Regions from separate parts of the Homo sapiens genome. Here region 1 is linked to region 2. The links are chromatin contacts, found by Hi-C in ENCODE. All regions are on one chromosome and are shown on one strand. Each heading gives the region's core, a stretch centred on a gene start or an enhancer-like site at or near the end of the contact. The rest is flanking DNA. Distances are from core to core; before and after follow the strand shown. Region 1 has its middle 7.6 kb from the start of LINC02577. Region 2 holds the start of COG5 (component of oligomeric golgi complex 5).

Region 1 (6,551 bases), core at 1,298-3,797, 800 kb after region 2:
ACAAAAATATTGAACAGAAATGAGCAAATCATAAATTCTTGGAGTTTGCCTTTTAAGGTGGAAGTCAAGTCTTTGGCCAATATTCTTTGGGTGACATTGAATGCCTAACTATGCAGCAAACCACCAGTCATCTTGCTGTTACCTGGGCCCTCATTCCTCCATCTTAACAACAAAAGGTGTGCATCACGATATTTGGCAAATGCTATGCTAAAACCAAGGCATACCATGTGCATGCCTTCCTCCTGACACACAGGCAACCAAATCTAAGAAAAGAAGTGAGACTGGTTGGCATGACTTGTTCTTAGTGAATTCACACTGGTTAGTATTTGTTTACTGTATCTTGCCTACAAATCATCCATTTTAGAATTTTGTTTGGCGTCTGCATGAGGCTCATCAGTTTACATACAGATCTCATTCTTTCACTATTTTTAGAAGTAGAAACATTTTCCAGCCATTAGTCACCTTTTCCATTCTCCTTGATTCTCAGGAGCAGTTCTCTGATCTCATCTGCAAACTCTTTTGATACTTTGGGATAGAATTTGTATTAACAGAAGTTTTGAAGTCATTCAGAGTAAGTGAAGATTTCTCTTACTATCTCTTTTTCTATTGTAGGTTTTAATTCTCTCTTCATAATGTTTGCTTCAAAATTGATGTTCATCTCTCTTAGAATATGGAAGGAAGCAGAAAATTGAATGGTTCTTTGATTATGTTATCATTTGTTAAGGTTATATTGTAATTTTTTTTTTTTTTTTTGAGACAAGGTCTTGCTCTGTGGCCCAGGCTGGAGTGCAGTGGAGTGAACATGGCTAGTGAGGGTTTACTTTCTGGGCTCAAGTGATCCTCCCACCTCAGCCCCGAGTAGCTGGGAACACAGGCGTGTGCTACCACACCTGGCTAATTTTTTACAAAGTTTTGTAGAGATGGAGTCTCACTTTGTTGCCCAGGCTGGTGGGCAAGAGGTCCTCCTGGGCTCAAGTGATCCTCCTGCCTTGGCCTCCCAAAGCATTAGGATTACAGGTGTCAGCCACCATGCTTGGCCTAAGGTGATATTGTCTGAGATACAGCATAGGTTTTTCTTCCCAGATCTTTTCTTGGCTACGGAGATTAAAAAGAAAAACAGCTTTCTTGCTGTCTTTAGTATTTATCTCCGCCCCTACTTTATTTTAAGACTTTATTCTCATAATACTCTAAACAAATTTTCCCTTTCTTTTATCGCATGCTTGGGTCTGTCCACCCCATCCGTCCTCTGAGCCATAGGAACCTCGAGTCTTACTACTCCAGATCTAACCCTCCTTTTACCTCCTCTCTGAGAACTGTGTGCTCCTAGACTATTATTCTATTCTTGCTGTTTATGTTTTCAGCACAAGCTTGTTTATGGTCAATTATCTGAGATTATTTCTATTATATTTTCTTTCCAGACAGCATATCTTTCCTCCTAAACAGGATCATTTTTGTAATGCTCAAGTAATCCTGTTTTCAGAGTCTACATTCCTCTTCTAAACATATTCCCTTGGGCACTATTATTTTCCTTACTTTTTATGAAGCCCCCTTTCTGAAGGTCTGACCATTACCTTTTTCACTATTATAAACATCAAGGCCATTTTATTCCAAGGTTTGCTTGTTTCTGCATTTGACACCTCCTTCTTTCTTGTTGGAATCCAGGACAAAAATTTCCTAAATGTATTCCTTTACCTGCTGAGGGAAAATTGTCAGTAACCCAAACCAAGAACAAACTCTCCGTCTGCTGTGCGCTGGGTTGAATGTGTGCCTTTCCCCAGCTTATGTTCACCTGGAGCCTGTGAATATGACCTTATTTGAAAATACAGTCTTTGCAGATGTAATCAAGTTAAGACGAGGTCATACTGGATTAGAATGGGCCCTAAATTCAATATAACTGGATCCTTATAAAAAGAGGAGCATTGGGACACAGGGACACAGACAGGGAGAAGATCGTAGGTGGAGACTGCAGTGATGCATCTAGAAGCCAGGGAGCACCAAGGGTGGCAAGCAACTGCTAGAGGCTAGGAAGAGGCAAGGAAGGTTCCCTAGAGGCGTCAGAGGAAAACATCAACCTGCCAGCACCTTAGTTGCAGACTACTAGCTGCCAACACTGAGATAATAATTTTTTGTTGTTTTAAGCCACCTAGTTTGTGGTGATTTGTTATGGCAGCATCAGGTAACCAATACATGTGGTTAATAGCAGGATACCACTAACTGGTTCCAGGTGGCCAATTCTGTAGCAGTTTTGCTACATGTATCAGAAGATAGCATGGCTATGTGGCAAGAATATAGACTTTAGGCTTAAAGACCCATGCTCGAGTCTTAGACCTACCACCGATGAGTTGGGCGATCTGCAGCTGCTAAAAGAAAAATTTTGGACAAACTAAATTTAACAGAGTTTAATTGAGCAAAGAATGTTTCATGAACTGGGCAATCCCCAAACCAGAATAGATTCAGACAGACTCACGTGAAAAGGATTTATGAACAGAAAAATGAAAGTGAAACAGAAGTGAGGAATAGGAACAGCTGGATTGTTACAGCTTGATGTTTGTCTTATTTGAACGTGGTTTAAACAGTTGGCCATCTGCAATTGGCTGAAGCTCAGTGATGGGTACAAGAGCAAGTTACAGTCTGTTGATACATCCAGTTAGGTTACAGTTCACTATGTGCAGAGAAACCTTTAGCCTCAACTTAAAAATATGTAAGGAGGCAGCTTTAGGCTAAACTTAATTTAACAGGGCATGGTCAATTAATCACTTATAACTTCCATAAAATAATGATAATGTATTATTCATCTGATAAGTCTTCTCTGAGATTGAAGAAAATGTGAGAAAGCACATTTTAAGTTATAAAGCCCCAACAAAGGCTATTGTATTGAGCACCCTTGACATAAGTAACTCCATCTTAAAAAAAAGACTCCATCTTACATTTCACGGGACATTTTGCCAACAGGGATACGATGTTTGCTTAATAAATTTGTAATAAATAAAGACTGCATCCAACCAGATAAGGGCATAAACAAGCACACACTTCCACTATCAGTCCTCTGGTGGTCGTAAAAAGAGCAGGGCTTCAGCAGCTCAAAGCGGCCATCTTAACTGACATGCTCTTACTGTCACTAGTGATCAACACCTGGCATCTGCTGCTGAAGGCTCTGCCCACATCAAAGACTTTTCCTTTCAAGACCTTTCCTGGACCGCCGAGCACAGACCAGGAGATTCTTTCTGTCTTCATCGTCACTTTCCTCGGACTACTTCATTAATCCTTTTTCCTATTCCCTTTCTCTTGATGTTAAATATTACTTTGGTGTGGAATGTTTAATCTTAACATTTATATGTTGATGAAATATACTACTATATATGGTTTGCAATGTTGACTGACTTGTGGAGTGGCTTGAGCTGTGTGCTCTGACTACGGAGTGAACGAGAAGTACTAAGGAGAGAGTTGCCTTCTTGAGAACTCCATGTAGCTTGTGGCTTTTGTGGTTAAAATAGCATCAGTAAAAATCTGACATTGTGGAGACACAAACATGCATGGACCTGGTTATCTCTGACTTTGCCCTGCTCATGAGAGCTATCTAGGATTGTTTTACCCAATTTCCTTCATGTGCTGGGTATCTGTATTACAGTCCTTCAAAGATACTACTTCCATCTCTTTCCGGGTTTATCCCCTTTTAAATACTTCTACTCTCAGATTTTAAATTTCCATTGGAATATATATATTCTTGACATACAATTTTCCTATCCTATCCTTTCGAGGAAACGTTTTCCTTTTGAACAAGGTATGCATGCTCTTTTAATGTTGTATTCCAGGTATGCATCTCATCAGTAAGTCTCAATGATCCTGAGACAGTGTTTACCAATCCTTATCTAAAAATCTTCAAAGTATGGATACGGTGTGCATGTGACATATACACATTTGAGTCCTAGAGTTTTTTTAGGTCTACTTCTATGACATCATCTCTGGAGAATTATAAGGTTTCTCTTCTGTGGGATCCTTGCAGTCTTTCATTGTGTCTGGTTTTGAGTAGTTTATGTCTGATTTATCTTTTCCTGAGATTTGATCTCTTCTTCACTCTTGTGCTGGGTACGTCTTTTTGCCCCACCCCCTCTCTCTGCCCCTGGCACCCAGTGGATTTGAAATAAGCTTCTTCAGATTTTCTTCTGGCTGACTTTTCATTATTTGCTTCATGCAATTTTGTTGTCAGGCAGACATTACTCTGAGTTAGAATATTATTGTATAGTTTTTAAAAAACTTTTTAAAAAAGCTCCCCCTTTTTTCTCATAGCCTAAAAATAAAGTAGATTTAAGAAGGAATCCCCCCTGCCCCAATATCTGAGAGGCCGTCATGTGGAAAAGGGATTAGACTTACTCTACATAGACTCATGTGTGGAGATTACAGAGGCAGTGTGATCCTAATAAAATAATAAAACTTTTCTAATGATCAGAGCTGTCCAAAAACAGAATGGCATGCCTTGTGAGGCAGACAGCTCTATTTCTGGAAATGTTCAAGGCAAGTGCCTTAGGTCAGGTTCTCTAGTAGGAGAGCCTGAAATGGAGTGACTCATTAAGGGAGTGGGTTCAGGAGAAGCCAGTAGAGGAGTAAGCTGAGCAGGGGACGGGAGGGGAGGAAGCTGGGCAAAGATGCGTGTACGCTAAAGTCTGACCCCAACCTGATCCTGCGGGAGTTCTGGGGCATGAATGGTATCACAGAATTGTCCTTCCTTGGGTCTTTTGTGCTTCTTCATCAGTCAGTCATTGCCTGTGTGCTGCCTATGGAGGGTGTGTGTGTTGGGTAGGGAGGCATACGCCTTACAGGCATTTCTAGGCAAGACAGCTCTGCTGAAGGCTATTCTTAGGTTAGGGGTACAGCTGTGAGTTGCCAACAGCCAACATTCACACAGCTGGGGAATGCAGGCATTTACCAGATAAACAGGACCTGAGTAGGACCCCAATAACACCTACTGCAAAGAGGAACAATTATGCAGAAGCTTTACTTTTTTTTTTTTTTTTTTTAAAGATAGGGTCTTCCTCTGTCACCCAGACTGGAGTGCAGTGGTGCAATCATAGCTCAGTGCAGACTTGATCTCTCAGGCTCAAGTGATCCTCCCACCTCAGCCTCCTGAGTAACTAGGACCATAGGCACACTACCATGACCAGCAATTTTTTTTTTTCATTTTTTTTGGTAGGGATAAGGTCTCCCTATGTTACTCAAGCTGATCTTGAACTCCGGTGCTCAAGTAATCCTCCCACCTCAGCCTCCCAAAATGCTGGGATTAAAGGTGTGAGCTACCACACCCGGCCCACATTGCCTTTCTTTATACCATTCAATGTGAGATAGTGATACCAATGGTGAGAATATAGATTTTGGTCTTGCTGAGGGCTTGTGTCTTAGTCTGTTTTCTGCTGGGTAATTTATAAAGAAAATAAATTTATTTGGCTCATAGTTCTGGAGATTGAGAAGTCAAGAGCATGGCACTGGCATCTAGTGAGGGTCTTCATGCTGCATCATCCCCTGGTGGAAGGCGGAAGAGCAAGTGAGTGTGCAAAGGGGGCTGAACTCTTGCAATAACTGTAACCTACTCTTGTGATAATGGTGTTAATCTATTCATGAGGATGGAACCCTCATGGCCTAATCACTTCTTAAAGGCCTCACATCTTAATAGTGTTGCAATGGCAATGAATTTTCAATATGAGTTTTGAAGGGGACAACATACAAACCATAGCAGCTTGATGGAGTTGTGTTGGGAGACAATTCTTCAAGGGTCCCTTACATTTCTGCACATTTTGTGAACAGAGGCACAAACTGCTTTTGTATTGATTATCTTTTTAAGAACCTTTGCATTACGAACTGCCTTGGAAGATGGCATCTTCCTATGGAGCAGAGGACAGATTATTTACTGTCCAATATGATAAAGATAATGTCTGTTTGGGAGCAAAGTTTGGGAAGGTTTTCTTGCAGCCCATTATAAATGATTGAGGTTCCTTAAACTTGGGTTTTCTTTAGCTGTGATGTAAGTCCATGTGTGTGGAGCATCCATGCAGTTGCTTTGTGGAATTTGGTGGGTGTGTCGGGGGAAGGGGAACTAATATGAACGTGTAGCTCCTGCTCCTTTCTGTGCTCTGGGTGATAAAGTCCTTTGTCTCTGAGCCAGAAGTCTGGTGCCTTCTGTCAGCATTCATGCAACAGTAATAGGCTAATATGTTAATTTGCCAAGTAGAATATAATCTCAGACTCTTTATAGTTCTTGACAAGTTGACCATTTACTATTGAGGAATCATACTTCCCACGATGATTGGTTTATGATCACAGAAGAAAATATGTTCTTGTTTTCCAGAAAAATAAAGTAAGGAACTTTGATCCCTTTGACCATAGGCCAGCATTTATTATTAAAGTGTTTTTAAACCCCTGCTATTTGGGGATGTCATGACTAATGACTGGAAGCAGATTAACATGGAGAGTGGCCAGTCTTGGCATTTATAGGGGCTTTTCTTTTGTCTCTAACATCATGACTGTAGGTAGCCATCTTCTCTATCTTCTTAGGAGATAAT
Region 2 (6,814 bases), core at 3,603-6,102:
CTTAGGAGAAAATATTCAGGATCTGGAGCTACATAAAGGTTTCTTATACTTGACATCGAAAGCACAATTTACAAAAGGAAAAATTGATGTTAGACTTCATTAAAATGAAACTTTTGTTCTGCAAAAGATCCTGTTAGGAGCATGAAAGACAAGCCATATACAGGGAGAAAATACGTGCAAATCACACATCTGACAAAGCAGAATATATATCTAGAGTATAATAGAAAACAAGAAAACAAACAAATGGACAAAAGCACTTGAATAGATACTTCTACAAAGACAACATACAAATGGCCAATAAACACACAAAAAGATGTTCAGCATCATTAATCATTAGGGAAATGCAAATTAAAACTGCAATGAGATACCACTTCACACCCATTAGGATGATTATAATAATAAAATAAAAACTCCCAGAACATAACAAGTGTTGATGAGGATGTGGAGAAATTAAAACTCTTGTTCACTGCTGGTGGTAAGGTAACATGGTGCAGCTGCTATGGAAAGCAGTACAGTAGTTGCTCAAAAAATTAAACATAGAATCACCATATGATCCAGCAATTCTACATCTGGGTACATAGTCAAAAAGAATTGAAAGCAGGGTCTCAGAGACCTGTTACGAACCATGGGTATTTGTATATGGGTATTTGTACACCCATAGTTCATGACAGTATTATTTGCAGTAGCCAAAAGGTGGAAGTTATCTTGTGTTCTATCAATATATGAATGGATATCAACAGATGAATGAACAAAATATACATAAAATGGAATATTATTCAGCCTTAAAAAGGAACAAGTCTGATATATGCTACAACATGAATGAACCTTGAGGATGTTATGCTGCATAAAATATTAGCAAAATAAATCCAGTTCTGAACAAATACGTATAAGACTTATATGAGGTACCTAGAGTAGTGAAGTTCATAGAGGGAGAAAGTAGAATAATGGTTGCCAGGGGCTGCTGTGAGGAACAGTGGAATGGGGAGTCACAGTTTAATGTGATAGAATTTCCATCTTCTAAGATGAAAAGAGTTTTAGAGATCAGATGCACAACAATGTGAATGTAATTAACACTGCTGAACTGTATACTTAAAAATGATCGAGAGGTAAATTTTATGTTACGTATATTTTATAACAAACTTCTAAAAAAACTCAATAGTAAAAGAGCAAACAATCCAATTAGAAGATGAGCAAAAGATACGAAGAAATATTTCTTCGAAAACTGAACACACAACTACCTTAGGACCCATAATTGCACTCCTATTTGTCCCAAGACTTAAGTTCACATAAAAATCTATACATCAATACTTATATCTATTTAATATCCATTATATACTTATAGGTAGGAGTTACAACCACCACCATTTTTATAGATATAAAAAGTGCAGCTCAGAGAAGTTAATTGTTTACTCAGGATCACATATATACTAGGCAAGTAGTAGCATCATGACTCAATTCTAAGTCATGATTCCAAAGCTAAGAGTTTGAAGTTCCCATATGGTGGGTGGTCTTACAGTACTTTTAAAAAGTCAGAGCATAAAAGGGAAATTTCATCTTAGTTCATTAATCATTTTGCAACACTTACTTTGAATATCGAACCATTGGGGCACAGACTTTTACCAGCTGTCCAGAATGAAACATTTCTATGGGATCTTTTTTTCTTTCCTGACATATTGTCGTTTGCATGCAGTCACTCTTCATTAATACAGATATGTTTCAAATCTGAAAAAGACAATAAGCTTGTATAGAGAAAATATGTTTTCACTATATTAATTCCATTCTAACAATTTCAACTGCCAACAACATATATTTTTTATCAGGCTTGTGGGCTCAGAAATTTTTTTATTAATAGCTTATTTTCACAGTATCCAATATGATACTATAGAATGCTGCCTCTATTTGTAAGATAAATAGATGTGGAAAACTACCCAAGATAGTTGTGGAAACACAAGATGCAGAAAACGAGATTTTTTTTTTTTCCCTAGTTTACCATGTTGTAAGTTTTCATGTTATTTAAAAATTTTTTACATGTTACTTTGTTGGGATTGGTAAGCCAAGAAATTTGGTTTGAATTATTTTATATATGATACTCGACTGGCATTTGGAAATATCTTGTTTTATTCAGGAAAGTTAAATGGCATTAATAGAGCAACTCTTAAGTAGTCAGTGTTTCAAAAGATATGCTGGTGCTTTTATTGTAATTCTTGAATCCTGTTCTGTCTGTGAATCAGAAGATAAACAAACGTTAATTATTTTTAAAAATTTTAATGTGATATTATCTAGTGAAAATTTCAATTATAATTCTACAATTGCATTGTAAATCACTTTTATACCCCAAGAGGTACAGGTACGAGTGATGAAATTATGGAGTTTGTAAATGTTTTACATTTGCTATACTTAAAATCCTACTATTTCACAGTGTTGGCTACTTTTCATATTCCAGTCCTTGGCCTCAGTAACTTAGAAACAGGTATGTATGAAGGAAAAATGAAGCAGAAAATAACAACAACAAAAAAAAGAATCAGATATGGGCCAACTTTAGAATGGTCTAATTGCTCAAACTTTAGAGTCTTTAACCTTTAGGCAAGGAGTTGAAATTAAAAATAGCCAAGGTACTTAAGGATGTCAGGATCTTGCAAGAAACCGCTGGAAGCACCAATATTTAAGTAACAGAGGAAAAGGGGAGAGCAAAAGAGACTGAAGATGAACTTTGGAGCTGGGAGGAATAAACCTAAAGAGTGATACTCAGAAAACGAGAGAGACCATTATGAAGGAAGGAGGGGATAGGTATCTTAAACATCAAAGTAAGGCAAAAATAAAGCGCAATGGCAACAAGGTCATTAGTGATTTTAGCAAGAATTACTTCATTTTTATCCACTCCTGCAGTCATAGTAAATGGCATACAGAAGGCCTCAATATTTATTTGCTGAAAGAATAAATCAGTAGGTTTCAGGGGACTGGGCTCACACCTGTAAACTCAGCATTTTGGGAGGCCAAGGTGGGAGGCTTGCTTAAGGCCAGGAGTTTGAGACCAGCTTGGGCAATATAGTGAGACCCCCATCTCTAAAAAAATTATAAAAATCAGCTGGGCGTGGTAGCAAGCGACTGTGATCCCAACTACTCCAGAAGCTTGGGCAGGAGGATCCCTTGAGCCCAGGAGGTTGAGGCTGCAGTGAGCCACGATCCTGCCACTGCACTCCAGCCTGGGTAACAGAGCTAGACCCCAACTCAACAAAACAAAACAATCAGTAGCTTTCTACCTTAGTTGTACACTACAATGACCCGAGGAGCTTTTAAGAATTAGCATGCCCAAGCCATACCCTAGACCAATTAAATCCAAACGTCTGGGCTCAGGATGCAGGCATCAGTGTTTTTATTAAAGCTCTTCAGGTGATTTCAATGTGCAGCTAAGCTTGGAATTACTGGAATAAGTAAATCCAAAGATTCCAAAGCACCTGGTACAATTGTTTGTTTAAATGGGTTCCTACCTTACCTATTAACTCCTTTTAGAATATGGATTGAGTCTTATGTTTGTAAACTCATGAGAGCATGCAGAGTAGAGGGGTCAAAACTTTCGCTGTATGAATGAATATTACTCACTCTTCTAAAATCTTCCACTGGGGGGAATAAAGCCAAGGAAGGAAAAACAATTCCTAATTCACAAGTAATGAATGAATCACCCCTATTCCCATCATGACTAAGATCTTACATACTAGGGAAAATCCTCTGAGACAAAGAGAGCATAATGCAGTGTAGCATAAGACTTGCTTACCTGAGGTGTTATGAGTATGAAATGCATTGAGTTATAAAATACTTAGAACAGCGATAAGCACAGGATAAGTAATAGCACCTTTTTGAAACAGAATGTAGAAAACCACGTAGCTCTGGAACTGGATAAAATTGGTTTCCTGGATACATACCTACTGTACAAAATGAAAAAGTCATCTTCCAGCTTCTTTTTGCGAAGAAGCTTAAGACTGTCTTGCATACTTGTGGTTGCCTGACCCTGTTAATTTATCAGTATTTATCTTAGAAGAAAGAAATCTAGGTCAAAAACGCGAACGTATTAGTAAAGAAGATACAATGGGAACCAACCTGATGCTCTTACAGCGTCAATACTGTTAGTTGAGATGTGGACCATCTATCAGTTTGTAATTAAGAAAAAGTCTGGCACGTGACTGAAACTGAGGAAGAAGTAGAAAAGGCAAAAGGTCAAAGGTCTCATGGGAAGGAAGGAGGGTAGAGACAGTGAGTTTTATTGGTCCTTTTATGGTTCAGACTTCCTTCTTCATCGACTCTCCCTAATTCTCTTCACTGTTCATCCCCAGCAACTTTTCTTCCCAAGCATTTCCTGCGGGCTTTTATTACCCCAGGAGTGCCAATCAAGGCGTGGAACAGATAAAGCTGTGTAGCAACTAACGCGTGACTCTTGTGAGTGTGGAGGGCAAACGAAGCTCCCTGAAACCTCCGCTCTGCTCTCCTGCCTTACGCCGCGCGGCCCCTGTTCTGAGGTTTAATACTTGCTTCACAGATAAGCGCTGCGGCCACGTTCCGGTGCCCACCTTCTCCTTGGCTAGGGCACGACGCCAGCCCAGGGGGCGCGGCCCTGAGCTGCTGCGAGAGACAGCTGAAAGCGCCGGCCCGACGGCCTTGGCTCCCTCGGTGCGCTGGGCGCAGAGCACTCGGACCCTGGGCGCCCACTGCTCGAGTACCTGCGCGGCTCCTAGCCAGGCTTAGCCCAGGCGCGGGCTGAGAGTCAGTTCGCCAGGTGGGCCTGGAGCCATGGGCTGGGTGGGCGGGCGGCGCCGGGATTCTGCGTCACCACCTGGGCGGAGCCGTTCTGCTGCTGACGACATCAACCCGGCACCTGCCAACATGGAAGGTGGCGGCGGCAGCGTCGCTGTAGCTGGCCTCGGAGCTCGAGGCTCTGGAGCGGCTGCAGCTACAGTCCGGGAACTTCTGCAGGACGGTAAGGAGACGGGGTCTGACCAGGTCGTGGGGTTGGGGGTCTGCGCTGCTCCGCACCTGGACAGCGAGGTGGACCCAACCCGTTGCTTTGCAGAAAGTTTTCCAGTCTGGACGTGACCACTCCCCTCCGCCCGGCCCCCTGGCTTGGGTACTGTTCTAGCCAACCTATTTACTCTGGGACTGGCTCCCTCTTTTCTGGAGTCTTGGGGACACTTGGTTTCTGTGTGTTCCTCATTTCAACTCGACCCCCCCCCCCCCCATGCCTCCAGCTTCCCTGAAGTTTCGGGAGCCCAAACCCTGTGGACCGCGTTGGCAGCCACCGGCTGCTGCCGCAGTTCTTGACGAAGGGGTGTAGCGTTCGAGCTCTTCAAAAGTGTAAGCTCTAGAACAGACGGCAGACGCATAATGAAATAGGGCCTTGTTTTAAAGTAGAGCTGGAAACGCTTACTCCTTTAACAAATGGACTGTACAGGTGACCCCTCTTACAGGCTGGTTTTTTTTTTCCTCCTTTATGAGGCAGTTATCTACAGTGACACGTGGGGGAGGGTTTGAGACATTTGTTCAGGTTGGGATTAACCATTTGTACAGAATCTAGCAGTCAGATTTTATTGCTAGTCAGTTTGGAGAGAAGTTGCCCAAAATAAGAAAAGTTAGATATAATATACTTGAAAAGCATATTCAGTTGTGTCAATCCAGTTACCATGTCCCGAATCTCTTATCCTTCAGAATAAAGTTCACATTTATAAGCATAAAAATAAAGCCCTTCTCACCTGTTCTTAATTTTTTCTCTAGTGGCCATCGCATTCTACCTTGTACTAAAATCATTTGTATACTTGTTTTAATCTCTTCTGTATTGCAAACTTTTTTTAATATCCCACAGTGTGAATAGCAGTATCTTGCATACAGTAGGTGCAGAATGTTTTTTAAATTCATCATCGCAGTTAGAAGCACATGCACACATTTGAAGACCGAAGTGGGTAATAAATGAAATAAAGTTCCAAATTATTGTTTATTTTCTCTGACTGTTAAATATTTTATTGTCATCCTGAATTACGTGCCTTTTCATGATAATTTATGTACTTTTGTCAAAAGCAATGATGTTTTCTGAACTATTTCATGTTGGAAACTCTAGGACCGGGTCTCTGTCTAAAACTTGGCTAAACTGAATTTAAACTTTAGATACAAGGCAGAGACCCTGATATATTTGCAGTTGCTCCTGATACACGTGCAATTTTTGCCCTCAAGTAGTTCACCATCTAGTAGAGGAAATAATCTTGTAGACTATAAAGGTAGGTGCTGTAATATAGTGATGTAAGATAGCAGTAGGATTGCATATAAAGTAGAGCATTAATACAGAGGAGAATGATAACTGGGGGTTGGAAACTGGTTAGGAAATGTCAGAAAAGGCTTTCTAGGTGGAGACGTTTTAAACTGTAGACAGGACTTCCCCAGGTGAACAGTGGAACATTGGATATATGTTTCAGTAGGATGTATTTCAGGAATTGTAATCAGTTCTTGGACGGTAAATACTCTTCAGTTCTGCCTTCTGTATTTTCCTCCTTGGTTCTCTGCCATTCTCCACAGTGATTGTTTAAATCTTCTTTACCCTTTTCAAACCTTTCGCTTCAAGCTCAACAAATGACTTTAAGCTTCCCTGGGGAGAAAAAGAGGATCCATCAGATGTGAACTTTCTCCATTTCTTGCCCATCAAACCTATGAATTTAACCTCAACGTATAACCATCTGTTGCACCTTTTTTCCCTTGCCTTTTCAATTGCAACGGAAGTGGAGCCTCTGCTCCTTTCTTTCTTTCTTTCTTTTTTTTTTTTGAGACGGAGTCTCGCGCT

What was found. A loop is a pair of places that touch in the nucleus more often than their neighbours do. Pooled maps may share reads with other maps.
Region 1: a pooled map shows a loop between it and region 2 (2.8-fold over the local background). The contact joins the enhancer-like site here to the promoter of COG5 in region 2. A Hi-C loop is called at or near these places in 4 of 50 pooled maps.

The regions. Positions count from the first base shown.
Region 1 is chr7:106,764,172-106,770,722 of GRCh38, reverse strand. No RefSeq gene overlaps it. Among named protein-coding and RNA genes, the nearest start is that of LINC02577, 7.6 kb to the left of the region's middle. Within about 2 kb of position 2,547, at least 4 of the 41 ENCODE cell types and tissues checked have a DNase peak (open chromatin) inside an H3K27ac peak, as active enhancers do.
Region 2 is chr7:107,561,958-107,568,771 of GRCh38, reverse strand. COG5 (component of oligomeric golgi complex 5) reads left to right here and starts at 4,852. Exons shown (of 22, transcript NM_006348.5): 1 at 4,852-4,969. The coding sequence starts at 4,876. It overlaps DUS4L-BCAP29 (DUS4L-BCAP29 readthrough), which reads right to left and starts at 4,801. Exons shown (of 13, transcript NR_163941.2): 1 at 4,563-4,801; 2 at 4,096-4,184; 3 at 1,586-1,722. It overlaps DUS4L (dihydrouridine synthase 4 like), which reads right to left and starts at 4,801. Exons shown (of 8, transcript NM_181581.3): 1 at 4,563-4,801; 2 at 4,096-4,184; 3 at 1,586-1,722. The coding sequence starts at 1,701. RefSeq lists enhancers at 3,075-4,274, 4,805-4,924 and silencers at 4,625-4,724, 4,763-4,973.